7 separate regions of the Mus musculus genome follow, and regions 1, 2, 3, 4, 6 and 7 are each linked to region 5. A link is a loop called in an ENCODE intact Hi-C map of the cell type or tissue named here. Cell type or tissue: left cerebral cortex. All regions are shown on one strand. Links, peaks and the distances in the headings refer to the core of each region. The heading gives the core; the rest is flanking DNA. Region 1 overlaps Reep1 (receptor accessory protein 1). Region 2 holds the start of Rnf103 (ring finger protein 103). Region 3 has its middle 13 kb from the start of Gm38827. Region 4 overlaps Krcc1 (lysine-rich coiled-coil 1). Region 5 overlaps Reep1 (receptor accessory protein 1). Region 6 overlaps Kdm3a (lysine (K)-specific demethylase 3A). Region 7 holds the start of Gm30391 (a long non-coding RNA gene).

Evidence for each region. A loop is a pair of places that touch in the nucleus more often than their neighbours do. Peaks named below come from ENCODE experiments on the same cell type or tissue, not always from the same donor. Only the 100,000 strongest peaks of a DNase experiment are listed, where the experiment ranks them.
Region 1: it touches region 5 in a loop (2.8-fold over the local background); 2 of 42 quality-filtered maps call a loop at or near these places.
Region 2: a loop joins it to region 5, with 2.8 times the contacts of the local background. A loop is called at or near these places in 8 of 42 quality-filtered maps.
Region 3: it touches region 5 in a loop (8-fold over the local background); 24 of 42 quality-filtered maps call a loop at or near these places.
Region 4: it touches region 5 in a loop (2.8-fold over the local background); 6 of 42 quality-filtered maps call a loop at or near these places.
Region 6: a loop joins it to region 5, with 4 times the contacts of the local background. A loop is called at or near these places in 18 of 42 quality-filtered maps.
Region 7: it touches region 5 in a loop (4-fold over the local background); 27 of 42 quality-filtered maps call a loop at or near these places.

What each region holds. Positions count from the first base shown.
Region 1 is chr6:71,743,230-71,747,836 of GRCm38, forward strand. All of the region lies in intron 1 of Reep1 (receptor accessory protein 1), which reads left to right. Among named protein-coding and RNA genes, the nearest start is that of Reep1, 38 kb to the left of the region's middle. In left cerebral cortex, for the core only: no CTCF peak of the experiment used is centred there; DNase peaks (open chromatin) are centred at 1,920, 2,861, 3,335 and 3,796; H3K27ac peaks cover 1,814 bases.
Region 2 is chr6:71,491,502-71,496,108 of GRCm38, forward strand. It overlaps Rnf103 (ring finger protein 103), which reads left to right and starts at 2,376. Exons shown (of 4, transcript NM_009543.3): 1 at 2,376-3,387. The coding sequence starts at 3,162. In left cerebral cortex, for the core only: a CTCF peak has its summit at 2,598; DNase peaks (open chromatin) are centred at 2,416 and 3,251; H3K4me3 peaks cover 2,281 bases; H3K27ac peaks cover 1,987 bases.
Region 3 is chr6:71,164,904-71,169,510 of GRCm38, forward strand. No RefSeq gene overlaps it. Among named protein-coding and RNA genes, the nearest start is that of Gm38827, 13 kb to the left of the region's middle. In left cerebral cortex, for the core only: a CTCF peak has its summit at 2,041 (motif pointing right); a DNase peak (open chromatin) is centred at 2,063.
Region 4 is chr6:71,277,246-71,281,852 of GRCm38, forward strand. All of the region lies in intron 1 of Krcc1 (lysine-rich coiled-coil 1), which reads left to right. Among named protein-coding and RNA genes, the nearest start is that of Krcc1, 7.9 kb to the left of the region's middle. In left cerebral cortex, for the core only: a CTCF peak has its summit at 2,514 (motif pointing right); no DNase peak of the experiment used is centred there.
Region 5 is chr6:71,801,749-71,806,355 of GRCm38, forward strand. All of the region lies in intron 6 of Reep1 (receptor accessory protein 1), which reads left to right. Among named protein-coding and RNA genes, the nearest start is that of Mrpl35, 20 kb to the right of the region's middle. In left cerebral cortex, for the core only: a CTCF peak has its summit at 2,540 (motif pointing left); a DNase peak (open chromatin) is centred at 2,492; H3K27ac peaks cover 2,289 bases.
Region 6 is chr6:71,607,878-71,612,484 of GRCm38, forward strand. It overlaps Kdm3a (lysine (K)-specific demethylase 3A), which reads right to left. Exons shown (of 27, transcript NM_001038695.3): 11 at 3,628-4,139. Among named protein-coding and RNA genes, the nearest start is that of Kdm3a, 23 kb to the right of the region's middle. In left cerebral cortex, for the core only: no CTCF peak of the experiment used is centred there; a DNase peak (open chromatin) is centred at 2,303; H3K27ac peaks cover 1,735 bases.
Region 7 is chr6:71,147,530-71,152,136 of GRCm38, forward strand. It overlaps Gm30391 (a long non-coding RNA gene), which reads left to right and starts at 1,060. Exons shown (of 3, transcript XR_377755.1): 1 at 1,060-1,141. In left cerebral cortex, for the core only: a CTCF peak has its summit at 2,233 (motif pointing right); a DNase peak (open chromatin) is centred at 2,246.

The sequences.
Region 1 (4,607 bases), core at 184-4,183, 59 kb before region 5:
TTCTCACGTTGGTTATGTGCACTCAGGATGCTCACCTCCCCTTCTGTCTGCCTAGAATGACTTGCTGTGGTGGAAGAGCACCCGGCAGAAGATGTGGGCTGGCTGTCGAGTAGATGCTAACCACAGGCTTACAATTGGTTACAACAAGTTTGCAGCGAATTCCTTCCTAATGGCCATGTGCTAACGGTTCATGAGGAGAACTTCCCCTGTCATCCATGATGGTCCCACTCTGGTCACCTCTCTGCCCTTCTGCAAGATCCCACATGAACCCGACTATTCTTGGGAAGATACATTCTTCCTTAGTCTACTTACACTCAGAGATTCATGAGCTATATTTTCTGGGGCCTAAATTTTTCTTTTCAATGTACATGTGTATGACTCCTGTGTGTGTGTGTGTGTGTGTGTGTGTCTGTGTGTGTGTGTCTGTGTGTGTCTGTGTGTGTCTGTGTGTGTGTGTGTCTGTGTGTGTCTGTGTGTGTCTGTGTGTCTGTGTGTGTGTTAAGGCATTAACATTTGTTGTTGTTTGTTTATTTGTTTGTTTGGTGGCAGTACTAGATATTGAAACTAGAGCTTCACCCATGGTAAGCAGTTGCTCTACCACTGAGCTATATTTCCATCCCTAGGTCAGAAACATTTTGGTGAACATACTGCTGAGACCTGCTCCTAGACCCCGTGCTGCTGGAGCTGAAGTCTCCTGCTTATCCTTGTTCCTTTACCTTTGAAAAATGGAGTGTAATTTGTGCATAGTGGAATGAACCTTATTTTTTTTTAAATTTCCCTGTATAGTTCCATGAGCTTCAACAAATGCATACAGTCATTAAGCTGCCATGCACTATAAAGAAAGAGAAAGTATTTGACTTCCAAAAGACAACTTTAGCCCAGTCCGTTCCCAGTCTTTGGCACATTGTATGATTTCCATTTTGGTGTCTTTGCCTTTTCAGTATGAAAACACATTAGAAATTGACCTATACCATGTGGTCTTCTGAGCTGGCTTCTTCCATGCTGCCTGGTATGTTTGTATCTCATCCACACTGCATGTTGCCTGTCCATGCCCAGCACTGGCAGTGCCGATAGCTGAGCACTCAGAGAGCTCAGAGCCTAGGGATGGAGAAGGCACTCGAACCATTGCTCTAGGTCTTTAGATGGGTTTGCCTCACTGCTAACCCAGCCTGAGACTTCACTCTTTTGGAAGTATCAAATGGGATTGGAAAGAGCATTTTGAAGTCAGGCAGATTGTTTGAAGCCAGCTCACCCACTTAGCATCGAATGACCTTGTGTTGACCATGATAGAGTGAGGACTGGCTTGTCTGATGGATGAATGAATATGTGAGTGATGAATAACCTACTGAAGTCTTAGTTGCCTTCTGTGTTAGAAGCTCCTTTACACGACTGCTGTATCATTGTCTGGTATCACCTGTGGTGGACATCCGTAAGGTTTGTCTTGTTCCATGGCTGTCCTTGAAAGTCAGTCCTTCAGACTGGCTTGTGCTGAGGATGCAGACCTCAAAGGTGGTTAGACCTGAGCACCTGCTGCGTGTCATGCATATGCTATGAAGACCAGATAAATGCAGAGCAGATAAATACTCAGGAAGCCCCACAGGCATCTGCTGGCTTGAAGCTCACAAGTCCAGTTTAGAGAGCTCCCTGAACGTTCTCCCTCCCCTTCCTTAGTGATACAGAAAAGATTCGATGGGTTCTTCCCTTTCCCCAAACGTGTACCAATCGGGGGCTCTAGAAGAAGTCCCCTGGAGTAAAGAAGCACGGTCCTTTTAGCAGATGACCCCTTTCCTCCCAACCAGGAGTCATCTCTGACTCTCGCATCTGAGAAGGGAAATGGGCTGGGATCTAGGTAGCCACAGAGCTGTCACTCAAAAAGAATGTGTTCTTTTCTTCAAAGTAGACCCAAGAGTGTGTGGTGACTCATCATGTTGGCAATCCCAGCATCCAAGTGGCCAAGATAGGAGCACTGCTGTGAATCCACAGCCACTGTGGGCTGCAGCCTGAGACCCTGACCAAAACGCTAAGCAAACAGAAACAGGACTGTCGGGACTCACCATGCTGACTTTTATTAATCAGTTATTTACATAATTATCTGTTTGCTGGTTGTTTTCCCTGCCAGGAGACCCAGGGCACACAGTAATTGCTTATTTTTTCTTATATATATATGTAATATATATATAAGCATTATGTATTTGTACAGGTATGTGTGTGTGTTTGTGTGTGCATGTGTGTGTGTGTGTCACTCGCACATGTAGTACACGCATGCCATAGTGCTTTTGTGGAGGTCAGAGGATAACTTTGCCAAGTCAGTTCTCTCCTTCCTGCACTGTGTACCATGGGCTACCTGGCCCTGTGCTTCTAGCCCATCTCTCAGGAGGAGTGCTGGGACTGCACACACGCACCACCATATCCAGCCTTGTGTGTGGGTTCCAGGGATGGAGCTCAAGTTGTCATGCTTAGATGACAAGCACTTTTACCCACTGCACCATTTCCCCAACCATTTCCCAATAAGTACTTGGTTGTTGAATGAAAAGGGTTTGTGGTTTAAAAAAAAACCAAACAAACTGGCATTTGAAGTTACTATTTCTGAGAGGAAATAAATAGAGAAAGAAACTAGCAATTGTGAGTCATACGCAATTTGTTTTTGATATTAAGTCTTTTCCTACAGCCTCCTTCTTTAGCTTACAGCGGCTCTTGTACGTCGTTGTTCTTGCCCATTGTAGTCAAGGAAACAGATGCAAAACAGTGAAGAGCCTCGTTCCCAGTCTCATAGCTAGTGGAGCTGGATTCAAACTTAGGTCTGATGTCCAAGCCTAGCTTCTTTCTACCCACAAACAAGTAAGCGTCTTAAAAATGGAACTCCCTACAATTTAGATTTCAAAACAAAAATGGAAAAAAAAAAGATTCAGAAACTTGAGCAGGAGTTGCGTGGGTTAGATCAGAGTTTAACAGAGCTAATTAAGAATTCACACAACTGTCAGTTTCCTACTTACATCAGATTTCTGGGTCTTCTGTTATCCTAAATTGGATTGAGAGCATTTCCATAATCCAATTTAGATGTGTGTTTTCTTCTTTTTTCTTTTCTTTTCTTTAGACACAATGCAATAAAACCCTCTGTTCTCAGAGAGGCTAGATAGGCTTTGGAGTTGAGTCCTGGGTTTCAGTGTTACAGGGCTGGGGGAGGGTCTTAGCAGCTCCCCCTCACTCTGAAACTCCAGTTTTCCTTTGTACGTGGGAAAGGAACCCCAGCAATGTTAGCATCTTAGAGGTTGTCACCTGGATCAAAGGAGCAGATGGTAGAACATGGTGTGTGACAGGGCTAGCCTAGGGAGAAGTGTGTGTCCATTAGTCAGTGAAGAACTGCAGAGAACAGTAACAGGAACTTGGAACAGTTTGGGAAGGAGGGCTGCTTGCAGGCTGGCAGAAGCACACACCAAGGTAAGAAAGAAGGACATGTCCTCTTTCTGTTCTGCCAAGATTGGCTCAGGCTGAGAAAGCCTGACCTGCTTGGGTGACCCTCCATGTGCTTAGGGCCTGTAGTCATACCTCTGTGCAGTGCCAGGAAATCGATATTTAACATGGGGCCAAAGAAGACTTGTGTTAGACAAGATAGCTAAAAGATAGGTGGCCACATTCTCTCTGATTTTTTTAAAGATTTGCTTGCGCACGCGCACACTCGTGTGTGTGTGTGTGTGTGTGTGTGTGTGTGTGTGTGTGCCTGCCTAAGTATGTGTGCACCAGATAAATGCATGTGCCAGAGGAAGCCAGAAGAGGATGTCAGACGCCCTCAAACTAGTTACAGATTGTCAACCACCTGGTATGGGTGTTGGAGACCAAACCTATATCCTGTTCAAGAGCAGCCAGCACTCTTAACCAATGAGCTAGCTCTCCAGCCCCACTCTCTCCCTCCTTTACTTCTATGCCTTCCACTCAGGGACCGTTTGCAGGCACCGAGCTACACAGTATCAGGAGGGCGGAGTATCATGGTGTGAGGAGACAGGCAGTGGACTCATACTGCTGGGCTGGAGCTTGGCGCCCTGTCTAAGTGTGAAACTAAATGATCTAAATTCACTAAACTTTAGTTTCTTCACCTGTCTTCAGAGAAAACCAGTAATGATACCTGACTTCGATGAAGACTAGAAATTATGTTTGTTGGTAACTTTGCCATTTCTCCTGTGTAGTAAACATTCAGCAGATGAATATCTAGAGACCCAGATACGCAGGGCGCAAGGGCTGCTGTTTTCCTGTTTCTTCCCCCAGCCTATTGGAAGGCCTTCATGGGTTAGTAGAACCTGGAGGGTTGGGACCACGGCAACGGAGGCCCAGGTGGCTTTCTGTGCCATGGGAACCTGAAGCTCTGTGCTCAGAGTGAGCAACTCCACCCCGCAGAAGTTTCTGGTGCTGCTAGTGAGCGAGGGCATTCCCCGTGGAGGGGTGGGAAAGGCCAGAGTCTCACAGAAGCATCCTCCTAATGTATCTGAGACTCTCGGAACTCAGCGGGCCTTGAAGATGCACCATAGTTTTTGTGAGTCTTTGCTTTGTTACACCTGGGCTCTCTGACATCACCATATCCTGATTATCTCAGCATGGAAGCTGAAATCAAGTCA
Region 2 (4,607 bases), core at 209-4,208, 310 kb before region 5:
AAGGACCCAGATGTAGCTGTCTCTTGTGAGACTATGCCGGGGCCTAGCAAACACAGAAGTGGATGCTCACAGTCAGCTATTGGATGGATCACAGGGCTCCCAATTGAGGAGCTAAAGAAAGTACCCAAGGAGCTAAAGGGATCTGCAACCCTATAGGTGGAACAACATTATGAACTAACCAGTACCCCGGAGCTCTTGACTCTAGCTGCATATGTATCAAAAGATGGCCTAGTCGGCCATCACTGGAAAGAGAGGCCCATTGGACACACAAACTGTATATGCCCCAGTACAGGGGAACGCCAGGGCCAAAAAAATGGGAATGGGTGGGTAGGGAAGTGGGGGGGAGGGTATGGGGGACTTTCGGGATAGCATTGGAAATGTAATTGAGGAAAATATGTAATAAAAAATATTTTAAAAATTGTTTCTTAATATCTCTCTCCCCCTCTCCCTCCCCCTCCCCCTCCCCCTCCCCCTCCCCCTCTCCCTCTCCCTCTCCCTCTCCCTCTCCCTCTCCCTCTCCCTCCCTCCCTCCCTTCCTCCCTCTCTCTCCTCTTCCCTCTCATGATTTGATTTTTTTAACTTTTAAACTCTAGCCTGTCTGGCTCCATCCTCAGCTCATCCACCCAGCTTTCCCTACCTGTTCTTCTTTTCTGTTATTGCCTCTGTGTATTGACAGAGTCTATTATTACTAAAATGCATTCCTTCGAGGCAAGGCATATCATTTATGTGTTTAGACTTGACTAGCAATGCCACCATATAACAGTGCTATACTGTGAAATCAAGAATGCTGAAATTACAGAGCCAAGTCTGTCAGCAGGAACAGTTTAATACAGTCTCCACGTGGTCTGCTGCCCTGGAAAACCACCACACTGTTCTGTAAGTCTGAAGCTGTACATTCCTGCCCACCCTGCTCCTAGGCTTCTTCCTTCCTAGCTCCTCCACTAGCTGTACACCGAGATGCCTTTGTTAACTGCGTTATAAAGGGGTACTATCCTTTGTCTACATTTTATGATCCATTCTTTGTTTTCCATGGCTCATTTGCTCCCTGATTGAGGGTCACACTCTCTCCCTAAAAATTTCACCCCTGGTTTAGGGTTGTTCATGCTTTTCCTTGCTGGCTAACATTTCACCTGGAATTCCTACTTGTTTTCCTGATCAAGAAGACTCACACACACGCACACATGCACACACACGCGCGTACACACACACACACACACACACACACACACACAGAAACAGAGAGAGAGAGACAGAGTGGGGGAGAAAGACAGAGAGAGGGAGAAAGACAGAGAGAGAGAGAGAGAGAGAGAGAGAGAGAGAGAGAGAGAGAGAACATGACCCTGCTAGAGTTAAATAAACACGGAACCAGGTACCATACGCTTGCCTGTCAAACTCATTTTATATGAGTTCTTCTGGCTGGCTAAAACACACAGACCTTTGCACCTGGACCTAACCACACCTAACAACTTTTGTCCTGACAACTCAGACCTTCATTGTCTACTTTTTAACCCTCTAGGAGACTAGCCACAACTGGATCACATACTAAAATTCTTTTTGGCCATACCTCCTCCAACACACATGTGAAAATCGCATTCTAAAGCAAAGGTAGAAAAACATCTGTTTTCAGAGTTTCACCTCAAGCACCTCAAGCCAGCTGTGCCACCCCTCCCCCCCACCCCACCCCGAACAAAAAACTAAACAAAAGAAAAACCCAAAAGCATCCGCGGTTGACAGGGACTGGACTTAAAACACAGATTCTGATTTTTACAGATCTTGATGATTTGGGTGGGTGTGGTGGTGCACGGTTTTTTTTTTTTTTTTTTTTTTTTTTTTGGGTTTTCGAGACAGGGTTTCTCTGTGTAGCCCTGGCTGTCCTGGAACTCACTCTGTAGACCAAGCTGGCCTCGAACTCAGAAATCCGCCTGCCTCTGCCTCCCGAGTGCTGGGATTAAAGGCGTGCGCCACCACGCCCGGCGGTGCACGGTTTTAATCCCAGCACTTCCATGCCTGGCAGGCAATCTCTGAATTCTGAGGCCCGCTTGGTGTTCAGAGCGGTTCCAGGCGGGCCAGGACTATTTAATAAGGCAGTGTCTCAAAACAAAACAAAAACCACAAACAAAAACGAACATCTTTTAGCAGCCTTTATTTTTCACGCTCAGCACAAAGGTGCACAGTGTCGCAGGGTCCAATGTCCAATCCTGGGACTGAAATCAGTGACTAAACATCAGCGCATCAGAGGGCTGGGACCGCGAGAGCACAGTAACTCGGAAGGTTTACCCAGCCCAGCCTCCCGCAGCCCCTCTCTCCCCTTGCACCCCGCGGCTTCTAACCCCGCCCCTGCCGAGACCCCGCCCCGATGCCGACGTCAGTTGTTATGTCTTGACTGGGGCCGCGGCTACAGCGGGTCCAGTGCTCTGGGGGCGACGGCCGCGGCCTGCAGAGGCGGCAGGGACGGTGGCCGCGGTTGGCGCGGCGCGTCCGCACGGGGCTGGGCACCGCGCGGCTACGCAGCTGACAGGAAGCCGCCCGGGAGAGCCGCGTTGGGGCCTAGCGTTATTTGCTTTTTCCTCTTTTTTTCCTCCCTTCACGACTGTCGTCTCGCGCTCCTCCTCAGCGGGAGCCGCCGCGACGCCCCCTCGCGGGCCGCGGGGCCTGATAGGCGCCGCCCGCGGGAACCTGGAGCTGCCGCCAGGCCTGGGCGGCCGCCGGGGCCTGAAGCCTGGGCGTTCGGCGCGGCGCTGCGGCGGTCACTCCAACCCGCGCTGGGCGCGCCGGGCCCCGGGCCTGGCCCAGCCGAGTACCGCGCCCTCTGGACCACTCAGTCCGGCCCCAACCGCCCTCCGCTGGCCCGCAGTCCCTCGGAGCTGCCTCCCGGTCACCCCAGGTGGGCTCTTGCCCTCTTCCAGCCGTCCGCAGCTCGATGGGTGGGGTGCGTTTGAACGTCCCCCCTTCTCCCTTTCTCAGCTCCTGACCGCAAGGCCAGAGCCGGGGCTCTCAGTCGCACGCACGCCGCGATCCACCTGCCTCCCCGCGGGGATGGCCCGCCGGTGACCGCCGCGCGCCCTCGCTGCCCTCGCCCAGGCTGCGCTCTGTCGCCCCGCACTCGATCCCCTTCCCTTGTCCACGGCGTCCCGGCTCCTGGCGACGCCAAGAGGGCGAAGATGTGGCTGAAGCTGTTTTTCTTGCTCCTGTATTTCCTGGTCCTGTTCGTCCTGGCCAGGTTTTTTGAGGCCATTGTGTGGTACGAGACTGGCATCTTTGCTACTCAGCTGGTGGATCCGGTGGCATTGAGCTTCAAGAAGCTGAAGACCATTCTGGAGTGTCGAGGGCTGGGCTACTCCGGGCTGCCGGAGAAGAAAGATGTTCGGGAGCTGGTGGAGAAGTCAGGCAAGTGCTGGGCTCCTGGAGGTCGCCTCCACTGTCCTGGCTCTTACCCACTCCCCAGAATTAGGCGGTCCCCAGAATGGTTAAACAGACTGCTCCAGAGAGCTGCCCAGGTCATCTTTGTCTACGTTTTCTAAATAAATATGTAAATCTCGGTTTGGAAAAGACAACTGTTAGGTGTATTGGTGTGTTCCAAAGGCTCTTTGGAAATGACAGTTTGAAAGTGTAGCTTTAAAAAAAAATCATTAAATTGAATCATTTGTCCCAGAATTCAGGAACGTCAGTTGAAATTGATTATAGAGAAAGGAAAAATTACAAAACATAGTCTGTAAATAGCAGCATCTGCATCCACAATAAAAACAAGCTACCAGGAGGGTAAAACATCATTAAAATAATAACAAAAGGCACGTGGACCTAAAGATTTACGTGTAAATTATGCATTTAATTATAGGTAAGGTGTACACAGTGCAATATTGCTTTTTATACTTTAGTGAACATTTTGTGTGGCTGTTGGCCTTGTTTAGAGTAAATATTTTCTTGCAGATTATACATTTTATTTTTGAATCTTGACTTACCTTTCTTGTCATGTGTCACAGGCATCTCTGCGTCACTTAATGGGTTGAGGAAAAGACTTGAAATAGTGCTGAAAGAATATTTAATGTAGCCGTTGATTTGGGGTAGGATTGGGTGGGGAAATACAGTTAACTTTAAAGTGTCTCCTTGTTTAGATAGTTTTCCTGAAAGAGGAATGTAAATTAAGAAAGGCCTTCTGAGGTGATGTAGGAAGCATTGGAAACTTATGATTATCTTGTTTTGTCCTTTCAAGTATATCATCAGCGGGGCCTTTTAGAAGACCATTTTTTCCCCCTTGGGTAGTACTATCTAGACAAATAGTGTGATAGGCAAGATGACAACGTTTATCAGTCTGACACTTACATACTTATAGCATAAGGGTTACAGAACTCATCTCGCCAGTGAGATAGAAGGAAGGAGTCCTTTGCGTAAGGGATACATTTTTCAAGTGGTTATTATTATTGCTCTTGTTTGCACCAGGTTTATGCTGCCATTGGTTGTTGGGGCTGGGGGGTGGGGTGGGGTGGGGGGAGTGGGTTAGCAATCTCATACAGTTATTTGATCACACAGGCTTTCCCCTTGGAGCTTTATGTTAGATATTTTGCTGCCATTTGAGCCTAAAATTGTTGTCATATGGAATGTACAAAGAA
Region 3 (4,607 bases), core at 202-4,201, 640 kb before region 5:
TGATACTTTTATTGTAGAGATCCCCAACTTATCACATGCTGAAAGCTTCTAGAAAGAGGACCTAGGTTTGGGATCTGGATAAACAGAGTCAGAGAATATAAGCCCAAGGGGAGGTATTAGCCTTCCGCCCTACCCCCGCTTGCCTGAAGCAACTGCTTCGTGTGCACAGAGCAGCCTCTCAAGAACAACCTATACCAACTATGTCTCTTAGCCTCATTCCAAGAGCACACACATTAAGCTGTACTTAAATTTCTCTTAACTTTTAAAAGTGCTTTTGCCCAATACCCTGGTTTGAGTTGTTAAATAGAATGTAAGCAGTGACAGTCTGAAGTTTATAAAATGTTGGACTATGTTAGAATCACAGGGTAGGTTGGACTCTCCCCCCTGACACACATCCTGCTGACATTAGCATGACATAAGAAATGTTGCTGGGGTCTCAGTTCCAAGTGTTCTTTTTCCTTCTTTCTTTCTTCCTTTCTTTCTTCCTTCCTTCCTTCCTTCCTTCCTTCCTTCCTTTCTTTCTTTCTTTCTTTCTTTCTTTCTTTCTTTCTTTCTTTCTTTCTTTCTTTCTTTCTTTCTTTCTTTCTTTCTGGGGTGTTTTTGTTGTTTTTGTTTGTTTGTTTGTTTCAAGACAGGGTTTCTCTGTGTAGCCCAAGCTGTCCTGGAACTCACTTTGTAGAACAGGCTGGCCTCGAACTCAGAAATCTTCCTGCCTCTGCCTCCCAAGTGCTGGGATTAAAGGCGTGCGCCACCACCGCCCGGCTCTTATTTCTTATTATCAGGCCATCTCCCCCATTCCTTTTACAGGGAAAGCTGACGGCGAGGACACCAGTATGATGGTCTGGAATGGCCAGTGTGACCATGGCTGTGAGATGTTTTGGCAGAAGTCAGCAAAGAAAGCAAAAGAGGCTGACAAAGGAAAGACTTCAGGTGAAAACAAGAGGGGCCCAAGTATGGAAGGCCTGCCCAAAGCTGATGTCTTTTTAACCAGTTACAGCCAAGGCAGGCCTGTGAGGAAAGGAAGCCTCCTGCTTAAGAAATCTTGATTCTGAATGTGGCTAATTCAATGCAAGGTGTTGAAAGATCCTCGCAGAATGTAAAAGGACACAGAAGCCCTGAAATTGGCAAGATAGACGTCAGTGTTAGCAGAACTAGCTTCACTGATTTAGAAAAATAGAGGTGCACAATGCTCTGGCCACTCCTTGAACCTGTGTGTCTGCCAATGTTCTGACCAGGTGTGTGCCCATTGCTGCACCTTCATTAGACTCTTTCCTTGTACCCCTCCCATACCCATTTCTTGAGAATAGACATTGTTTAGATCTGGAAATCCCCTAATCTCCCCCTTCTCCTTTCCCCCCTGAGGGCCTATAAAAACTGGGAACTCTTTTCTCTCGAGGTCGACTCCTCTGCCCCTGCGTGGGATATGAGTCGTCCCCAGAGCTCTGGCTTTCCCCGAATAAAGCCTCATGTGGTTTGCAACAAGCTCGGTCTGTCGTGAGTTCTTGGGTGTCCGCTATTGTCCTGAGGCCTGAGCGAGGGGCTCCTCTCGGAGTCTTTCAGTGTTAGTTTTGATCTTGTTCTGGTTATGTCAAGACGAAAAAGACAAAGTGGAGTCACTGACCAGACGTATTAGTGTTCCTCTTGCTTTAGAAATCAGTAAGGTTGCTGGACTTACAGGTAATGAATGGGAGATTAAAATAGCAGAAGAGACTTGGAGGTGTAGTTCAGTGGGTAGAGTTCTTGTCTAGTGTACATGGAACCCGGCATATCATAGACTGGGTGTGCTGGGGCACACCTGTAATGCACACTCTGGAGGTGGAGAACTAGAAGCTCAAGATCATTCTTGGCTATGCAGAAGAGTTTGAAGAAGGTTGGGGCACATGGGACCCTGACTGACTGCCTTAGCTCTTAGCACAAGCACATCCTACCAAACGTAGTGTCACGTGTAGTGTGCTCTTTTCTGTAGCTTGATACTGACATCTGGAATGTACCTTCTTGTTTTGTGTTCTGAAATAAATGGAAGTGGTTACATTTACTGACACTAGATGGCATCACATAGCCAATTATGCTGGCAACAGGTGTTTCATGGCCAGCCTGGGAACTGGTTTTGGTGAGTCAATTGGAGATGATGAAATTCGTGTAGAACTGTGTAGTCGTTCTCAAAATAGTGCCTGAGATAAACCCAGCAGAGAAGAAACAGAAAAAAACTTCAAAGTGTACTAGAAATTTTATTGGCTATGACATCCCAAAACGCTTGAATTATTTAAAACTGAACACAACATTGTAGTAGATAAAGATTAAGTTTCTTGTCACCAGAATACCATCTCTGTCTCTGCAAAGTGACCAGACAGCCGTCTGTCTGCACACAGAGACTGAGACAGTATCACTCTGGAGTCCAACCCAACCTGGTCTGACCTTAGACTCTATAGTGCTGAACTTACAGTTAAATGCCAGCACGAACCCTGTGTGTGTGTGTGTGTGTGTGTGTGTGTGTGTGTGTACACATGTGTGTGGTATGTGTGTGTGTGTGTAGTGTGCGTGTGTGTGTGTGTCTGTGTGTGTGTCATAAAATGTGTGTGGGAGCCAAAGGAGGACTCATGGAAATCAGGTATTTTCTCCACCAGTGGATCCTGGGATCCCACTCAGGTTGTCAAGCTGGGCAGCAAATGCCTGTACCCAGTGAACCACCTCGCCAATCCTGAAAGCCACTGAATTCCAGTCTTTCTTGGGGACTTTCTTTGCTTTGTAGTTCAATGAGTGAAGATTTGCTACTAAAGAGTGATCCATTGTTGCCCCCCAAAAATGAAGTACAAAAAAATTACAAAGATGCTGTTTAAAAGCATTCGATTGTTCCTGGGGCTGGAGAGAGACAATGGCTCAGTGGGAAAAGTGCTTGCTCTGCCAGCAGGAAAGCCCTGAGTTCAGATCCCCAGCACAGCATAAAAGCTGAGTGTAGTGGCTTATTTCTGTAACCTTAGTGCTGGACAGGCAGACAAGGAAAGTCCAGGAGTGCACAGCCAGCCAGTCTGGCCAAAAGTGGGAGCTCCAGATTTACTGAGAGATCCTGTCTCAAAAGAAGTAAATGGAGAGTGGTGAGAAGCACACTTGTCACCAGCTCTGGTCTCCATATGTGCACACTTACGCACGCGCACACACACACACACACACACACACTGCAGATGTAGGCATGCACACATCTGTGTAAACACAAACGTAATAACTAATGTTGAATTGCAAATATATTTCAGTGGAATAGGAAGCAATAGGGAAATTAGGAAGCTGCATAATTAATTCCCAGGAAGAGGTGACAGGAGCCATGACCTCAGTCATGGCCCTTGTGAATATTTTCTAGCTTACATAAACAATCCTGAGAGAACATTTATGGTCATAACAGTAAGAATGTTTGTGGGTAAAGAGGACACTGTGACCGTTGGTTCCAGGAGCTGCAGATTGCCACTTGACCTTCAGAGAGCCCCCGGGGTCTTCCCCCCTCCCTTGGAGCTTCCTCTTGCTTATGCTTATATTGCCACTCCTGAATAAAGTTTTCAGAGCTTGATCAGTATGATTGACTTGCTCTCATTCTTCCTGTCTCTTTCCCTTGCCCTGGCGCTGATTATCCCTGCAGGGTGGGGCAAGGAGGAAAGCACCACTGCTGACTATCCACTTCTGACTGACTATCCACTGCTGACTGTCCACTGGTGACTGACTATCCACTGCTGACTGACTGTCCACTGCTGACTGACTATCCACTGCTGACTGTCCACTGCTGACTGACTATCCACTGCTGACTGTCCACTGCTGACTGACTATCCACTGCTGACTGTCCACTGCTGACTATCCACTGCTGACTGACTATCCACTGCTGACTGTCCACTGCTGACTGACTATCCACTGCTGACTGACTATCCACTGCTGACTGACTATCCACTGCTGACTGTCCACTGCTGACTGACTATCCACTGCTGACTGACTATCCACTGCTGACTGTCCACTGCTGACTGACTATCCACTGCTGACTGTCCACTGGTGACTGACTATCCACTGCTGACTGACTGTCCACTGCTGACTGACTATCCACTGCTGACTGTCCACTGGTGACTGACTATCCACTGCTGACTGACTGTCCACTGCTGACTGACTATCCACTGCTGACTGACTATCCACTGCTGACTGTCCACTGCTGACTGACTATCCACTGCTGACTGTCCACTGCTGACTATCCACTGCTGACTGACTATCCACTGCTGACTGTCCACTGGTGACTATCCACTGCTGACTGACTATCCACTGCTGACTGTCCACTGCTGACTGACTATCCACTGCTGACTGTCCACTGGTGACTATCCACTGCTGACTGACTATACACTGCTGACTGTCCACTGCTGACTATCCACTGTTGACTGTCCACTGGTGACTATCCACTGCTGACTCACTATCCACTGCTGACTATTCACTGCTGACTGACTATCCACTGCTGACTGTCCACTGGTGACTGACTATCCACTGCTGACTATCCACTGCTGACTGACTATCCACTGGTGACTATTCACTGCTGACTATCTGCTGGTGACTATCCACTGCTGACTGACTATCCACTGCTGACTGTC
Region 4 (4,607 bases), core at 253-4,252, 520 kb before region 5:
TTGATTGAGTCCAAAAAAATGGAACACAGAGATACAAACCCAAGGTTTACCTAGGTTTGAATCCATGACTCAGAAAATTGACTGTATTTTTTTTTTTTGAGATTGTTCACTACCAAAAAATGCCTAGGTTCAGTGTCTTAGTCCATATTTCAATATTGTGACCCAGATCACTTCCATCATCAGTTCTCAGGAACCTTCTCATTTACAGAGATATTTTCTGGACCACAGAAAAATGTTAAGTTGAGGTGTGATGTCACACATCTATAATTCCAGGTACTTATGAGGCTGAGGGAAAGAGGATTACAAATTTGAGGCTATAAGGCCTGAGAGATGGCCACTTCTAAGTCCAAGAGCCTGAATTCAATCTCTGTGACCCAATAGTAGAAGGAGAAAGAACTGACTCTAGTTAGTTACCCCTGACTTCCACATGCCTCCTCTGGCACATACACCAGATACATACACAATAAACAAACTTTTTTAAGCTTGAAAGATTACCATATTAAATATTAAGCTTACTAGATGTTTTCCTATTATAATGGGGTTTCTTATGAGCAAAATGCTGTAACTATAGCCTTGTAAGCAGTTTTAAAATTCGAGGTGGTGTTTGAAATGGTATTGCTAAATGAAGATTGAAAATACAACCTCCAGTGTTTTTAATTTTCTCTGTAGATATCAGGAATGAATGCAGACAGGTTTTTTTAAAAGGCATCTGTGGAGTGCTGCTGTTTAATAAAAGATTTTTTTAAATTATGAGATAGGCTGGAAATAAGAGACTATCTTTTGCAAGCTTTGAAATATAGCAGATAAATTTCATCCATGCCATTTTGTTTAATTGTTTTAAGAACCCTTTGTGGTTGGTGGTATTGCCCTTTTAGTGCGTGAAGATGTGGGCTCAGAAAAGAAATAATAAGCTGACATATTTGGGGAAATAGGTTTCTAACTCTGAAACTCATTTCTGCCCCCTCCCCCCACCTCTTAGACTGAATTCACACAGCAACGTAAGTCCCTAGTAATTTAGCTACCATGTTCATACAGTAACTAGAAGAGACATTCAGGAAATGATAAATCTGTATCAAAAGGAGTTTTTGTTTGTTTGTTTTGCATCAGTGGCATTTACTGCAGTAAAAGTGATATACAGTAGTTTTACCTTCGACAACCCTTTATAAAGAGGCTTCAGTTCACTGTGAACTGTCTAGTGGTCTTGCCTCTAGATCATAGATGAAGATACTGACCTGAGTAGTTGTGACTCTCAGCTAGACATAAGTGTGGGCAGGTAGGTATTCCAGTACCTTAAGTCTGAGGTCCTGTTCAGTGTTCATTCTTTAATATGGTGTGGCTTCCATTCTGTATCTTTCCTGTATACTGGTGTCATGGAGAGAGGGGGTAGGTAGCCATTAATAATACTATCAATACATAATCATCTTTTCTACTCTCGTCTCTTAATGTTCAGAGACCTGGAGAAACTTGATCTCTTTAGCTCTGCCATCTTGGATGCAAAAGTACTAAGTACATTTGTTTTAATGAGTCATAAAAGTCAGTTGTACTGTTTAGATCTCATCTAAGTAATTCCCACATACACGTGTGTGTGTGTGTGTGTGTGTGTGTGTGTAGGTTTATACCTGCCACAGCACTGAGTGAAGGTCAGGGGACAACTTGGAGTCAGTTCTCACCATTCATGTTGGTCCCAGTTATCAGACACAGGTCACTGGGCTTGGCCATAGGTGCCCTTTACCCACTAAACCATCTTACCAGCCACATCATCTAGTTTTATCCACTGGTAATTTGTTTGAAACTACATCTTGGTTTATATGTGATTGAGATTCAAGTACTCTAATTATAGTTATTCCTTGGCTTCCGATTGAGAGGACTTGGATTCAGATCTCAACTCTGCCATTAATCATTGGGCAAGTCACTTTGATCACTGTTTCTTAAACCCACAGAATGCCCTTTTTGCCATATTTGTGAGAATTAGATAAAAGAAGGCATCTGTGTTTATTCTAATTCTATAGAAAAGTATCAGGTAATCAAAATGTTATTTTGATATTTGAGCTTGTTGAAATTTTTTAGTTAGCTTTTACAAGATTGTAAAGTAATACTCAATTTAGAAAGAAAAAATAACTTCCAATAAAATTAAAAAAATAATTCATGACTATTCACAAAATGCTAACTTCTCTGTTTTCCCTGTATCAACATTTCAGTTATTACCATGTGGACAGTTTCACTTATTCAGAGATTATTTTCTGTTAGATCCTCTCTTACAAGGAGTTTGGAGGTTAAAAAAAAAAAAGCAAAGCTGTTAGCACATATTCATAATGTGAATAGAAAGGACCCGTGCATCTTTCTTTGTCTTTGCTCTGAGTCACTGGCTCACTTCCTCATGTTCTGTGATGGCTGAAATCCACCTATGGCATCATTCCAGCAACAGCAAAGTGATGTCATCTTGTAGCCCCACACATTTAAGCACTTTTTTTATTTTTAAAGATTGATTTATTTTATGTGTATGAGTACACCATTGCTCTCTTCAGAAACACCAGAAGAGGGCATCACATCCCATTACCAATTGCTGTGAGCCACCATGTGGTTGCTGGGAATTGAACTCATGACCCCTGGAAGAGCAGTCAGTGCTCTTAACCGCTGAACCATCTCTCCAGCCCACATTTAAGCACTTAAGGGTTGTTTTGTTTTTGTTTTACGTGAAGTTATTCACATAGCAATGTTTTGCCTAATAATGGCCAGAAACGTATATTTTAAAAGATTTTGTGTGTTTATGTGCCTTCATATGTTCAATCTAAGATCTACAACTAAGAAAAAAAAACAATATTTACCTAAGAGCCTGGCTTATTTCACTTGATCTCTAACAAACAACATAATTTCATCATTTTTTTAAGTGGCTGAATAAAATTCTGTTGTATAGTGTATACCACATTTTCTTTATCCATATGTTTGAATAACTTGATTCTGTAACCTAGCTATAATGAATAGTGCTATAATAAATTGTGTATGTTTACTTGAATGGTAAAGGTTTATACCCATAACTAGTAAAGCTGGGCTATGCAGTAGTTCTATTTTCAGATTGTTTGAGGAGCCTTCATACACATTTCCATAGTGTCTGGTCAATTTTATATTCCTATTGGTAGTGCATAACTCCCACACACCCAAAGTCCTTGGTAGCATGTATTGTTTTCTTAATGTTAGACATTCTGGCTGGGGTGGAACTCTCATTATAGTTACAGCTGTCTTGATTAATATATTATGGAAATGTGCTAGAGTACCTGCCTTTACGTGCGTTTGGGGGATCTGAACTCTGGGTCTTTGTAATTGTGTGACAAACAGACCCACTGAACCAACATCATAATTGGGGGGCCAAAGGGGGTACATGCCATGGTGTGAGCATGTGAAAGTTACAGAGAATTCAACAGGAATCAGTTCTCTTCTACCATGTGAGTTAATCAAACTCAGATCTTTATTATCAGGCATCTCACCATTGTTAGAATGCATTTAAAATTTTTACTAAAATTATATTTTGACCATGTTCTTCTTCCCTTTCCCCAACCTCTCCCAGATCTTCCCTTCCCTAACTACCCAACTTCATGTGTGCTCTCTCTCTCTCTTTTTCTTTCTCTTTCACACACACACACACACACACACACACACACACGAGACAAAAAAATGCCAAAACAGCATGACCTCTGTGTGTGTGTGTGTGTGTGTGTGTGTGTGTGTGTGTGTGTGTGTGTGTGTACTCCTGATTATAGGACTGCCCTGGAGTGTCGTTGATATGCTTAGTGACACTTAATTGGAGAAGACTAATTTTTTATTTTCCAGCAGGTATCAATTACACATAGCTTCTTGGTTAGGGATGAGGCTTTGTGTTAAGACCCTGTCTGGCTTGAAGCTATACAGATCTTGTACAGATCCACAGTCTGAATTCATAATGTGCATCAGTCCTGCTGTGTTTAGCAAACACTATTTCCTTGGAGTCATCCATCACTTCTGACTCTTACGATCTGTCTTCTCTTCTATATTGATCCCTGAGTTTAATGAAGGCATTTTATTTAGGGCTGAGTTCTTCAAAGATTGTCATGCTCTACACATTGTCCAGCTTTAGGTGTCTGTTGATACTCATCTACTATAAGAAGCAGCTTCTCTGAGGAGAGTAGAACAATGCACTGGTCTGAGAACCCAACCTACTGTGACCACTGTGGTGGTGGAGGGGGAGTCCCTAATTAGAGAGTGTTTCTGCAGGTCATTAGGTATCAAAAGGGAATGGAGATATACTAGAAGGAATGTTTGAAATGGGCAAGTGGCAGAATAGAATGAGGTAGATCCTAGGTTAGCATCAAGAGGTCCCTAGTGGATGGAAGTGGACTGGTAAGAGGGGCTCCTGCAAGACTATGTAAGACTGAGAAACCAGAAGGGAGAACACGAATCCATTCTTTAAAAAACTTTTTTGGGGGTGTTTAAAATACAATACTTATTGGGTGTAGTGGCATACACCTTTAATCCCAGCATTTGGGAGACAGAAGCAAATGGTCTTGGTGAGTTTGAAGCCAGCCTGGTCTACATAGTTCCAGGACAACCAGGGCTCTGTAGAGAGACCCTGTCTC
Region 5 (4,607 bases), core at 338-4,337:
AAGCCCCTTCTCTAACAGGTTGTTCTTTTCTTCCTCCTTGGTGACTGCTGGGATCCTGGATGTAAGTGTTCAGACAGGCATGTCCCGTCAGCACATCTGCTGCCTTGCATCACTAATGTGTGCCGTGTGGGATGTATGCTAACCTGGGTGTCGTGCTGCACTGTGGGTGGGTGGCTCAGCGCCTAGGGCTGGCAGATCTGTTCAGGTCTTTAAAGGACTGAGACTACCCAGCCCCTCCTTTCTATCCTCCAGTGCTGAGCCGACACTAACACATGCAGGTGCCCGATTGTGGAAGACAACAGGGACCCCTGTCTTTAAGTAGAAACCATCGACCTTGACCCAACCATGACAGTTCAGTGAGCTCCAGGCTTGGGGTACCTTTGCTAAAGGGTTGGGAGGACCTCTTATGGGAGAGCATATATCCACACAAGTTCTCAGGGTCTTGGAGTCTTAGCCATTGGGCAGAGGACATATTAGATCACAAGTCTATGCAAATCTACAGATACACTCTGTAGTTTCCTGCCCAGTCACTTGTCCTTGATTATCAGATTAGTACCACTCCTCAGTGTGGACAAATCCAGTGTGACTTATTTCTTATTTACTCTGCTGCTTGTTCCAAAAAGTATATGTGTGTATGCACGTATGTATGAATGTATGTATGCATATGTGTATCTGTATGTGTGCATGCATGTGTGTGTGTGTGTGTGTGTGTGTGAGAAACAGTGAGCCAAAGTAAGAAAGTGAAAGTGGGAAGTGAGAAGAAAGGAAGATAGGATCAGGAGAAAATTGTAAATGCATGCTGCCTGGTCATTCCTCACACCCTGAAGAGGGAAATACAGTTAACCAGCGTCCATGGTGCATTGGCACTCAGAGGCATGGCTATCCCAAGAGTGAGGCAGATTATACAAACAAGGGACTAGGGACTTGGCTGAGTGGTAGAGCATCTGCCCGGCATGTGCAATGGCCTGGATTTGATTTCCATCATTCAGAAAAGTAAAGATAAGACAGTAAATACCGGGGCTTGAGAGATGGTTAAGAGAGTGGTTAAGAGCACTGACTGCTCTTCCAAAGATCCTGAGTTCAAATCCCAGCAACCACATGGTGGCTCACAACCATCCGTAATGAGATCTGATGCCCTCTTTTGGTGCGTCTGAAGACAGCTACAGATTACTTGGATACGATAATAAATAAATCTTAAAAAAAAAAAAAAAAGATAGTAAATACCAACAGCACACTTGGCAGACACACAGGACCATCCTAACAATTGGGGTGTTTTTAGGCAGGGTTCTGTGTCTCTCTTTCTGTCTCCCAGCCACCCACACTGGCCTCCTGTGCTCCCAGCCTCTGCCCAGATCAGGCCAGGCTTCTACTCCTGCCTAGATATCTGTAATGATCGCCACTCCTGGGAGTCACAGAACTACTTCTTTTCAAACTACGCTTCTTGTTCAAGGTTGCAGTGGGAAGCATGCACAAAGCCCTGTTAAGAGTTTCAGTGCCGAGATGGGCCCTGATTTTTGTTTCTTTCTTCGTTTTATTTTGCTTTTGTGTCTGAGACAGGGTCTCCACACTGGAGCCGAGACTAGCCTGGAACTCACTTTGTGGCCCAGGCTAACCCAAAGAAAATTTCTGCCTCCGTTTCCCAGAGTTAGGGGTACTGGCATGCATGCCCACCTATGAGGTGGTTATCATTGTGGTTAGTGTGTGGTTTAGATGCTCAGCCTCAGGACATTCTGGTGGGCAGACTGAGGAATTATATACCCAAGGATCCTGCGGTGTCTCTGGGTTATCATAACAACTGGCAGGGGAAAACTCTTCATTTAAGGGAACAGCACACACCTGTTCAGAGGTCTAAACTCAGCTAGGATGAACTCATCCTGAAGATGTAGGTTTTTGAGGGGTGGAGCTAGCCAGGATGCTTCTGCATTTTTACTTTGGCCTGAGAGCCTTGGGTCCTAACTAGGTCTGGACCTTATTCTTCTTTCCAGACAGGAGGAATCTGTGTCTAGAGGGATGTCCTGGTTAGTGAGAGCCATGCTCCAGTGTGGAGCAGAGCTGAACTGTCTAAAATGACAACAGGCTTCCATTGAGATCACTAGATGATCCGGACCAGCTGAGTGCCCAGGCCTTCCTCAGACACTCAGAGGACAAGGGATGAGCAGCCACAGCCCCACAACTCAGGATGTTTTCTGCTGAGACACTGTGGCCCACAAGAGAACCAGGGCATATGGCAGGAGCTGCAGGGTATAGATTCTAGGCATTATCTGGGGCTCAGGCAACTTTGGAAGACCAGAGTGTTCAAGAAAGGTGGCATTACTGCTCTCAAGTTCAACAAGCTGATTTAGGCAGGGAAGGACAAGAAAGCAACTATACTCGGAGTAAACAGTCTGCGAGAGGCACAAAGTGAAGAAAGAAAGAAAAAAAAATCAAGGCAAATTTATGATGTCAGGCTGACAAGGCTCACACAGCCTGAGCAGATGGCTCTCCACCCACGGCTCAGCCCTATAAGGCCGGCTGACAGCAGCTATGGGCTCATGCTGCCCTCTGCTGGCTGCTATGGAGCACTGGAAACTGGAAACACGAAACACTCTTAGTTGCAGCTTTTAGTTAATTCCACAAGGACTACTGTTACACAGCAACTAGCCCGTTCTGCGCCTGAATAGGATTTTAGAAGCAGTAGCAGGGTGTCCCAACAAGAGCTCAGGAGTCTGTATGTAGACGTCAGAGTGGTGGAATCGGATGAGTTGTGGACCCTCTAGCTCTATCTTCTGTAACTCTGGATGAAGACAACATACCAAGAATAGAACTATGTTCTGGATGAAGATAACAGACCAAGAATAGAACCATGTGTCCGTGGATTCGAGATAAACTGGGTATAGCAGAAAGTAATTTGCATTCTGCCTAAGCTAGGACATTCTGGCTCAATGACATGGCTGCATTCAATGGGCCAACTTAATTCTGGAGCTTTGCCTATAGCTCATTCAAGTTTCACTGAAGTAAGAATCTTGCTGTCGCATGGGGGTGGGGTGGGAGATACATTCAGATTTTGCATCTTTATGAGGGTCCTCTTCTATCTAGCACCAGGTATTTTGAAATGAAAAATCTGCATCCATTAGGTCTCTAGGCCTACATTTTACATACTGTCTCTTCCAGGATGCCTGGTGCTGCATAGACAAGGGTACTGCACTGTCAGCATCTCCTGTGTGTACGAGTTAGAAAGCATCACCCCTCGGAGGCACAGTTCTTGTCTTCAGAGAAGGCTATTTCTGTTGTCCACTCTTCCATTGTCCAGTCACAGATCTAAGAACAGGGCATGGCAAGTCTCAGAGTTAAGGAAGTGTCTTCTATCCTCCTGGGAGCTGTTCAATGGCTTCTGAGTCTGCAGTTGATTCTGTACACTCTGCTAAGGCTTCCACTTATACCTTCACTTTCCTGAGTCCCCCCTAAAGACAGTACGGCTTCTTCAGATAGGGGGCCCTGGCTGTCCTAACAGGTTTGTTGTGCTGTGTACCTAATCACCCTTCCTGCCATCCTTGCTCCCTTCCACACTGACCCCTTCTCGCTGTCCTTTGTCTCCTTTGTTAGATGGACATTAAGTGGTTGAGGGAGATGTGAATGAGGGTGGTGTGAAGTCATGGGAGCCCCACCAGGTCCGAAACCCACTGGCGTTTTCTGACGAGGAGGAGGAGGACCTGTTGGAGTTCATGTACAAGTATAAGGCACCGAGGAGGAGCGAGTTGCCCCTGGAGGTACATAGTGTCTGGGGGTGTGGGCTAGAACATGTGTTTGCACTAGAGATCTGGGGGTCCTGAGAATGACATTACTTGTGATACCCAACACTTTCTGAGTGCTTAGGGGAAAGAACGACTTCCCTCCAAACAGGTAGGACAAACCACCAGTTACCTGCCAAGATCTGTGTGTGTATGTGTGCGTGCGTGCGTGCGTGCGTGCGTGCGTGCGTGTGTGTGTGTGTGTGTGCAGCTACCCCATGGAGTCCATACCCCATGGAGTCCAGGACAGTAAGTGCCTCACCAGGTGAGTTATTCCTCCAGCTCCAGTTCTTTAGTTATCAGGAAACAATATACTTAGCACTGTGGCCAATTATGGATATAGACAGGGCTTTGGCAGCAGAAGGACCATGCCTGTGACTCGTGTTCTGTGACAAAGGTGGAGAGTTACTAGTCACAGGCTCAGGGAAAAGCCACTCAATTCCTTTCTGGTTCTTTATCTACTAAACCTGATGGCCTGCGGGTCCATTGTGAAAAAGTCATGATTCCGGTCACACACAAAATTAGAGACCCTGGTGAGAATCAGACAGGATGCTCAGAAACATTCCCCTTCATAAGCCTAGGCTCCTAGCATCCCTGTTCTCTCTGAGATGGAAGCTACAACCACCTCAGATGGAGGAGTTCCTCACATTCCTGGACAAGATGGATCATTTCATATTCTCTCATATATTCTTGCCCCCCCCAACCCTTCTCCAGTGTTGGGATCAAGCCAGGGCCACCCACATATGCTAGACAGACATTCTACCACTGGGCTATGTCTCCAACCGGTCAGTGTGGATTAGTTCTGGGTACTGGGTGAGTCCTATCTGACCTCAGGATCTG
Region 6 (4,607 bases), core at 260-4,259, 190 kb before region 5:
TTGAAAGCAACCTGCCAGGAGACCTCCTCTAAATCAAACTCAGTACAGTCACTGCAGGGTTCGGTTACGCCCACAGGCCTGCCTCTGCAAAAGACAGCTCTGTTGATCCATCTGCATGCTCAAAAAACTAGTTAAAATATTTTTCATAAAACAACCTTATCAAAAGCTATTCAAAATAAGAACCTAATTGTTTTCCTCCTAGTCCACAAAGTAAAAGCTATTTTATAAATGCCTTCCCGAGGGATCACCTGCCTTACCCTTGGTGCATGTGCAACCTCCTTTTATAGGATTAAGAGCACTGGTTAAAAACAAAACCCTAGCCGGGCGTGGTGGCACACGCCTTTAATCCCAGCACTTGGGAGGCAGAGGCAGGCGGATTTCTGAGTTTGAGGCCAGCCTGGTTCACAAAGTGAGTTCCAGGACAGCCAGGGCTATACAGAGAAACCCTGTCTCAAAAAACAAACAAAAAAACAAAAAAACAAAACCCTAAGTAAACTCAGGTTCTATGTTGTGTCAATGGTAATTGGCATAAGAATTATAAAAGGGAATGTTAATGTAGTTTCTAAAGGAAAAGGTAGAACTGTCACAGCAACAAAGAGAATCAGTTACTGTGGTCACCCAAATAACGCAGGAGAACATCCATACCCCAAGAGACTTCGGAAGTGTCTCACAGAAAAAGACCTTCCCTAGGGGTCCAGAAGGAGTTGGGGTATATGAGTTCTTAGACAAAAATAAACTCAAAACAAAAGCACACTATAAAGTGCTAAACAATGCTGTCAGTCCTCACTCCAATGAACATTTATATTATGAGTGAAAGAGAGCAAAAGAGGGAAAAATTGTAGTATGTAACAGTTTAACTAATATTTATACTAATTAAAACACAGGTGTCTTTAAGATTAAAAACATGATAGTTCATCGAGATAACTTTCTTAACTATATACAAAATATCTAATTACAAGCCTGATGCTACAACTACAACTAAGCTGCTAGCTCTTTAGAAATCTTCCTATCTGTGTCATTCTATGGAGTCAGTCTTTCTCTTAAGTTCCTTCAAACCTGAGAGGCCTCCTTAGCTCTTTCCTAGCAGACTGCTTCACCTTGTGCCCCGACCAATGGCTGTTTCTTACCAGGAGCTCCTTCCATGATGTTCTTCCAGTCCCCCCAAAACATAGAGGGAGAGCCAAGGCCAGAAAGATCTCAAAGGTCCAACTGTTACAAAAGAAGTCTCTAGCTCCTCCCCTACACCCTTGGCAGGCTGGACTGAGTCACCTTTATGGTGGGGTGGGGGGTGGGTGAGAGAGGGGGCTCTAAGCCAAGGCAGTAGGGGCCAAACCATTTCACCTATAAGGAGGGGCAGCTCCAGGCCATCCAGCAAATTTTTGCCTCCAGTCATAAAGACCAGAACTCTCCCTAAGTTCCCCCAAGCAATTTGCCTTAAAATAGGCAGGAAATTTCCATTCTTTAGCATTCTTTTCTATGAAGACTTTTAGAGGCACACCCAAATTGCTTCTCTCTGGGACACACCCAACTGTATCAGACTAACTAAGCTTTTTATATTTTACAATTAGGTTTTCTACATACAATAATCAAATATCCTGTAACACAAAAAAATAGAAGCAGTGATACAATTTTAATTACTCAGATACTGAAAGACACCATCTTTTTAGAGTTGGCCAGGTATCCACATATTATATATAGGTGGGTGAAATCCAAAGCTTATTTTATTTGACCTGGCTTAAAAGGACAGGTCATTACATTAAACTGTCCAAATGGAGCTTAATAAGGACAGCAATCTCTTAGGTAGAGAGAAGAGAAAAAGCGCCAAAGCACATTTCTGGGTTTTTTTTTTTTTTTTTTGTCTTTTTTGTTTTGGTTTTTAGAGACAGCCCTGGCTGTCTTGGAACTCACTCTGTAGACCAGGCTGGCTTCGAACTCAGAAATCCACCTGCCTCTGCCTCCCAAGTGCCGGGATTAAAGGCGTGCGCCACCACTGCCCGGTGCCAAAGCACATTTCTGAGGTGCCAAACTGAACACAAAGACAGGTACTTGATTGTAGGTGGCTTTTGCCTTTGCAGCCCCTAAGCAAAGCAAGGGAACAGAATCCTTTTCCAGAGTCTTTCTGTTTCCACAGGTAACTGCAGTGGGCACAACGCAGCGATCCTAGTTGGCTGCTGACCCCATTCTAGTCCAGATAAGTAAGGGGCAGCTGCACTGCAGAGATAAAGCTCAACTCCGCAGCCTACTCAGGTACCTGCCACGTGTTTACTCAACTAGGATTTTCACTGCCTCTTCACAGAAACTAAAATGACTTGCTTCAAAAACGAGCTGTGAGGACTGATGACTCAAAAAGCATAAATAGAACAGATACGTGGTTATGAATATTCACTTTCTCTTGGGAATTACATAACTCCTAAGAAACTATGTATTTTACGTAATTAACTTTATGCAAACTAACTGCTCTATCTAACCTGAACCTCAAGAATGACAAAGCTGGGTTGGAAGAATCCCTAGGCAAAGGATTTCTCTATTTTAACCAACACTAGACAAAAAAGATTCACCAGTCAACCTAACCATTCTGCCTTCTGCTGTCAGAAGCCTCTCACATTAGTGTGGGTCTGGTTGTGCTGTCATGCATCTCAGCACACCTAGAGCTCAAAGGACAACAAGGGAATCAGTCTCCCACCAACATGTGGCTTCTGGGTCATCAGGCTTGGCAGCAGACATCTTTACCCAACTGAGCCACCTCGCTGACACTGTAGTTGTTTTGCTTTTTTCTGAATGGAGTTTGTTGTTCATTTCAAGGGTTTAAATAACTTTATAAAATCCACACTGACGTTTTTAAGTAGTAACAAGTCAGGTGTCAAAGGTTACCTTCCTGTAAGAGCTCTGGACCTTCTGACGTGCTGCGGTCCTTTTGATCTTCTAATCATAGTAGCAGCACTTCTGATTACGATGCCCTTATTAGAATGGACATCTACTGACAGTATACGGTGAATAATCCTTACCCAAAATGCTTATGACTAGTGCTGGCAATTTGCTGGCTTGGGGCTTGACTACTGCATATACTTAATTGAGATGGCTTGGGATGGGACCCAAGACCAAACACAATTCACATGTTTCTTAGTGTGCCTACACGGCTAGTACAACTCTACCACTTGAAGTCAGAGTCCACTTTTCCACTTGGGGTATCTTGTTGGTGGCTCAAACAGTTTCTGAATTTAAAACAGTTATGAACTTTTGGATTAGGAAAGTTCAACTTGGAAGTAGGAACCATGGTGTACCATCTTCTCTGCACTAAGAGCACTTAGGTTGAAAACTGAGTACGCCAAGGCCTAACCTTACAAACTGCTCAGTGTTGAACACAGGGGGTAGGGATGACACAACATAACGACATATACTTGAACTACCTGTGTGAGAGCACAGGTACAAAGACAGCAACAATATGAAGACAAAGAAATCACCAAAAAAAAGATTTAACCCATTTTAAGTCAGAGTATGGAGTCCCTGCAGCATTAAAATGTTAATAAAAATGTATACCAGCCCGCAGGGGGAAATTTCTAGTCATTCTCATATTTTTATCACAGGGAAGAAACATATCATTTACCAATTGAGATGTGAAACACTTACGAGTCTGGGTTTTATTACTGCTTCTTGTACAACAGCTTTCATTATCTACTTTTACTGAAGTTTCCTTTAAATTCTGTGACTGGGAACCTAAATGTGAAGGTTCGACCTTCTTTTCTGCACAACTATTAAGGCTAGTGACACCTGCTTTCACTTCTGGCTTATCTGAAAGGTCATCGGATGTGGAAGCTGCATGTTCTAGATGCTTCTGCAGTTCAGGAGTGGTGGCAATGTCCAGTTCTGCCTTAGAGGAAGTCTTTGCAGGCAAGCACTCCTTTGGAAGGCCAGTGACTGGCTGTGGAGCAGACTCCAGTCTGCTCTCCTGATCAGTGTTTGTTTTAGGCTGGATACAGCTACCTTTGGGCTCACTCAGAATTTTCAAGTCTCCAGCTCCAACCTGAGAAGATTTTGAAGAAAGTAATCCTTCTTTGCAGACATCTGGTTTTGTTCTCGGTACTTCAGGTTTTGTGTTTAGACAGGAAGAAAGTTCTTCTGGTAAGTTCTGCTTATGACATCTGAAAAACAGTAGGAAAAGTAGCATCTAGATCTCTCTTATTTCTTATCACCCTAAAAACGGTACAGGTTGTTGGTATGGCAATCAGCCAGAAAAAAGAAAATTGTTGTGATAGAAAATTTTGGAAAGGTTTCTGTGAGCTGGGGTTGAGAAAAGTATCTTACACACTCAGAAAAATGCAATCCTACACGTTCCCTGCATGCTCAGGACCCCTGCTTCTTACTGCATAATGAACAGTGCCTTTTGCTCAAACATTATCATATGGAACCAGGACATATATACAGCAGCTAGAAAATTCAGTTATTTTTAATGTATCAAATTAAAAGTCTACACAAGGCCAATTATTTAATGTCTTCTTTTTCTACTTCAGAAAAAAAGTTTCTTATATAACAAAACCAAAAATTATTTAAATTTGAAAGAGAAAACTAGTATTCTTGCTTACCAATACTTGAAAACTCAATCTCATGGC
Region 7 (4,607 bases), core at 344-4,343, 650 kb before region 5:
TGTGTCCTTGCTATGTGTTGGAGCATCTTTTGGGTATATGCCCAGGAGTGGTATAGCTGGGTCCTCGGGTAGTACTATGTTCAATTTTATGAGGAACCACCAGAATTTCCTGAACAGAACACCAATGGCTCAGACTCTAAGATCAACTACAGACAAATGGGACCTCAAAAAACTGAAAAGCTTCTGTAAGGCAAAGGACACTGTCATCAGGACAAAACAGCAACCTACAGATTGGGAAAAGATCTTTACCAATCCTACACCCCATAGACGTCTAATATCCAAAATATACAAAAAACTCAAGAAGTTAGACTCCAGAGAACCAAATAACTCTATTTAAAAATGGAGTACAGAACTAAACCAATGCATCCTTATTGGCAACCACGCCCCAAACCGATCAGGTAAATTTAGATATAGCACCCCACAGGCTGTCAAAACTGATTTCAGTTCTGAGGTCACACACATAATTAAAAAAGAAAGCAAAACAAAAACTTTAATTGCATCAAGACAACAAAAGAGTATGGAAAGAAACCACAGGATTCAGAATAATTAAACAGGGCTAGAGCGATGGCTCAGTGGTTAAGAGCACTGACTGCTCTTCCAAACATCCTGAGTTCAAATCCCAGCAACCACATGGTGGCTCACAACCATCTGTAATGGGATCTGATGCCCTCTTCTGGTGTGTCTGAAGACACCTGTAGTGTACAATGTATATGAATATATTAAATAATTAAGTCTTTTAAAAAATTAAGCATATTTAAGTAGTGTATTTTGTTTGTATTCCCAAAGTGAATGGCAAACCTGTGCAGAACCCAGATCTTTCACATGGTGATTTGAGGAGGCTAGACATCTGCGTGACACCAAAGGGGAGGGGAAGCTGCTGTGACCAGGGTTCACTGCTTCTCTGTCTCTCATTTCTTGGACTCTTCTTTCAGTTTCTAATCAGCCATGGTAGTCTTGATTGCATTGTTCCCCAGTGTAGTTCCTAGGTGATGTCTGCAGTCTCAAAGGTCAAGGCAAACCCCTCCCCCTCCACTGCACAACGGGTGGCTTGGGGGCACTGCAGAACCAGAACCTGAACTTTCGGCATCAACAGTCGTCTCCTGCTCACACAGTTGAATCTGTAATTTCAGAACATCTCGAGGTAACTCCTGCAAACCCCGTTCATCTCCTGTACAAGCTAGGAAACCCCACCTGCCCTCCTTCTCCCAAACCCTCCCACAGAGAAAAAAACCACCACACTGAAATGTCATCACCCTTCGTCTCTGCATTTCCAGCAACCAGCTCAGGGGCTCAATTTTTGACTCTGTGTGAGTACACTCCCAGTTCCTGTTCACCCCAAGTTCCCTTATCCCCTCAATAGGACTGATCCCAGCACTCAGTAGTCAAAGGCTTAACTATCAGAGCCCAAGTGGCCCTGAGCACTTTCTCCAGTCTCACTTAGTAGAAACACTTCGCCCTCACCTGCTGTGATGATGGAGAATACCTTGACTTTCCTCCTTTTTAGAATAAGCCACTCCGTTTCTATTTGAGACAAGGTGACCCTCACTGAAGCTGGCCTTCACCCATTATGTAGACCTTGGACTCTGATTCTCCCACTTTCGCCTCCTGAGTTCTGGGATTAAAAGTGTTTGCCATTACACCTGGGTTATGCAGTGCTGTGGGTTGAACCCAGGGCCTCGTGCATACTAAGCAATTACTCTGTCTAATGAAGTATGTACCCAGACTGCCGCCTGTCTTTCCTAGGAGACATCAGATGTTCCTCTGCCTTAGCATACCCTCAAAGTCCTTACTTTGTCACCCTATGTCATGTGACACTAGAGACATGAACAGTTGTTTTGTTATTGTTGTTTTGTTTTTAGTTTTTAATTACATTTATTTATTTGTGTGTTTGTGTAAAAGCCTGCACACATGTACAACTCAGAGCACAACACTTAGAAGTGTTGGTGAAAGTCTCTCCTTCCACCAAGTTGGTTCCAGGGGTCAAACTCAGGTCATTAGGCGCTACCCACTGAGTCATCCCTCCAAGCCCTAACTACCTCGTTCCAGCTCATTGGAGTATGAGAAACAGGATAGAACAGGGAAAATGAGAAAATTACAAGTGGGACAAATAATCACACTGATCCCTGACTGGGGCTGTCTAGAGCTGCACTCTTCTCTCTCATGTGGTACTGACCGGCAGCCTGCAATACACCTTCTCTGCTGGCAAGAATGGAGGTGGCTACATTAACTGCCACCAGATGGCAGTACAAGGTCAAAGGTGCGTGGGACGGGTGTTCCTTGGCCAGCTCCAGTTTGGGGTTTTAGGTGGGGGAGTGCGGGGGATTGAGTGGGATCCTTTGGAGAATGGTGATGGGATTTTGTACATTAAAAAGAATTTTAATCTTCCATAGGGACTTAAAAATCAGAGAAGTTCTAATACTTTCCAAGAAGCAGGAGAATTAGCAGCAATGGACAACTTTTCCCTAAGAGCTCTCTTTCCTGTCTAGTCTCCTCTCTCCTAGCCAGGTCCCAGGCTTGCACTCATCAGTAATAATGCACTTCATGTTTTTCTTGCTCCCCAAATGTAGCATCTTTTATCACTTTTCCCTATTCCTCCACTGTTTGTTGCTAAGCAGCAATTGTGAATAAGCAACAGCCTATAAATTGTGATTAACATTCTTGTTCTCACCGGGTCGGTTGACCTTCCATATTTGACTAATGTAACAAGCAGAGCTCAGGGTCTCCTCTCCAGGGCTATCTATTCCTTGTATCTCCTTCTGATGAGACTAATGGGCTCATTTCTTATTAATCAGACCATTTCCCTTCACTTCATCCTCAGAGAAACCCTGTATGATAGAAACCTAGCAGGATTATCCAGAGTGAGCAACAGCTGGAGAACATAAGATGCCTATAGAGGCCTGCAAAACAAAAGGAGTGTGTGTGTGTGTGTGTGTGTGTGTGTGTGTGTGTGCGCGCACACACACACATGAGGAGAGGGGAGTTGTAACTAAGATACACTATATACACATATAAAATACTCAATAAAATACTTGCAAACCAAATACAAGAACACATCAAAAAGATCATCCACCATGATCAAATAGGCTTTATTTCAGAGATGCAGAGATTGTCCAATATATGAAAAAGAGAAAATGTAGTTCACCATATAAAATAACTGGGGAAAAAAAACCAAGATAATCTCATTAGATACAGAAAGGGTCTTTTAAAACATCCAACACTTTTTTTTAATAATAAAAAGTCTTGGAGAAATTAGGGACACAAAAGGCATACCTAAACATAATAAAGGCAATTTCAACCAAGCCTATAGCCAACATCAAATTAAATGGAGAGAAACTCAAAGTGATTCCACTAAAATCAGGGGCAAGACAAGCCTGTCCACTCTATATATATCTATTCAAGATAGTATTTGGAGTCCTAGCTCGAGCAATTGGACGACTATAGGAGACCAAGTGGATACAAATTGGAAAGGAAGTCAAAGTGTCGCTATTTGCATTCGGTCCCAGGCCCCCTGATTGTCTGCATACAGATAGTCTTAGGATGCAGATGAGCTGGGGAGTGGGTCAGATCAGTGCCTAGTCAGAGAGGTTATTTCTGGCAACCGATGGGAGTGGATGCAGAGACCCGCAGCCAAAGAGTAGGCAAAGAGAACCCAGGCTGGAGTTCTCTATCAGGTTCCTTCCTTGGAGCTCAGGAAACCCCACGTAAGGGAAGGGGGTGGAGTTGTGGGAGCCAGCAGGGTCGCACTGGGAGACCACAGCCCGTGTAATTAACTAAGCAGAGCTCGTGGCGATTCACAGAGACCAAGGAAGCAATCACGGCCTGCTTGGGTCTGCACTAGGTCCTCTGCCTGTGTTATCATTGTGTAGCTTGGTGTTTCGGGAGGACCCCTGACAATGGGAGTGGCGTGTCTCCATCTCTTTTGTCTGCTCTTGGAACACTTTACTCCCTCCTACTGGGTTGCTTTGCCCAGCCTTGATGTGAGGATTTGTGCCTGGCCTTATTGTATCTGTCTGTGTGTGCTCAGTTGAAGTCTCTGGAAGGCCTGCTCATTTTTATTTTTAAAAGCGGTGAGCAAAGTACTGGCTAGAAAACATTAAATGCCTAATAATTATTTGTAGTACGGGCAGAAAACCAAATTGGTTCTTATGTAAATGGTGAAGGAGATAGACTAGTGTGAGCCAGGACTGTGTGTGGAGGAATCCATGGTGTATAAATGTAGATGTGGTCTTTTCAGTTTATCACGGTACCTGTTGCTGTGTGTGTTAGGAACAGTGTGAGTGCAGATGAAGGTAGAGAACGGAGGGTGTGCTGACTAGTGTTATGTCTACTCCACACAAGTCGTTTTGGAAGAAGGAACTGTAAAAGTACTAGGCTTTTCTATGCTCACTCTGTCTCTGAAACAATGACACAGGAACCTGTGCCATTTATTAAAAAGCTTCAGGCACTAAGCAGGGCAGATTCTGATCTATTCTAACCCGACTAAGCTGGCCTGGCCTACTTCCCAGCCTACTTTTCAGCCATGTGTGGGTTACCTGCCATCTTGTCTTGCCTTGGTCTCCTTCTTCATTCATGGCTCATGGTGACTCCCAGGTCCCTGAAGGCTACTC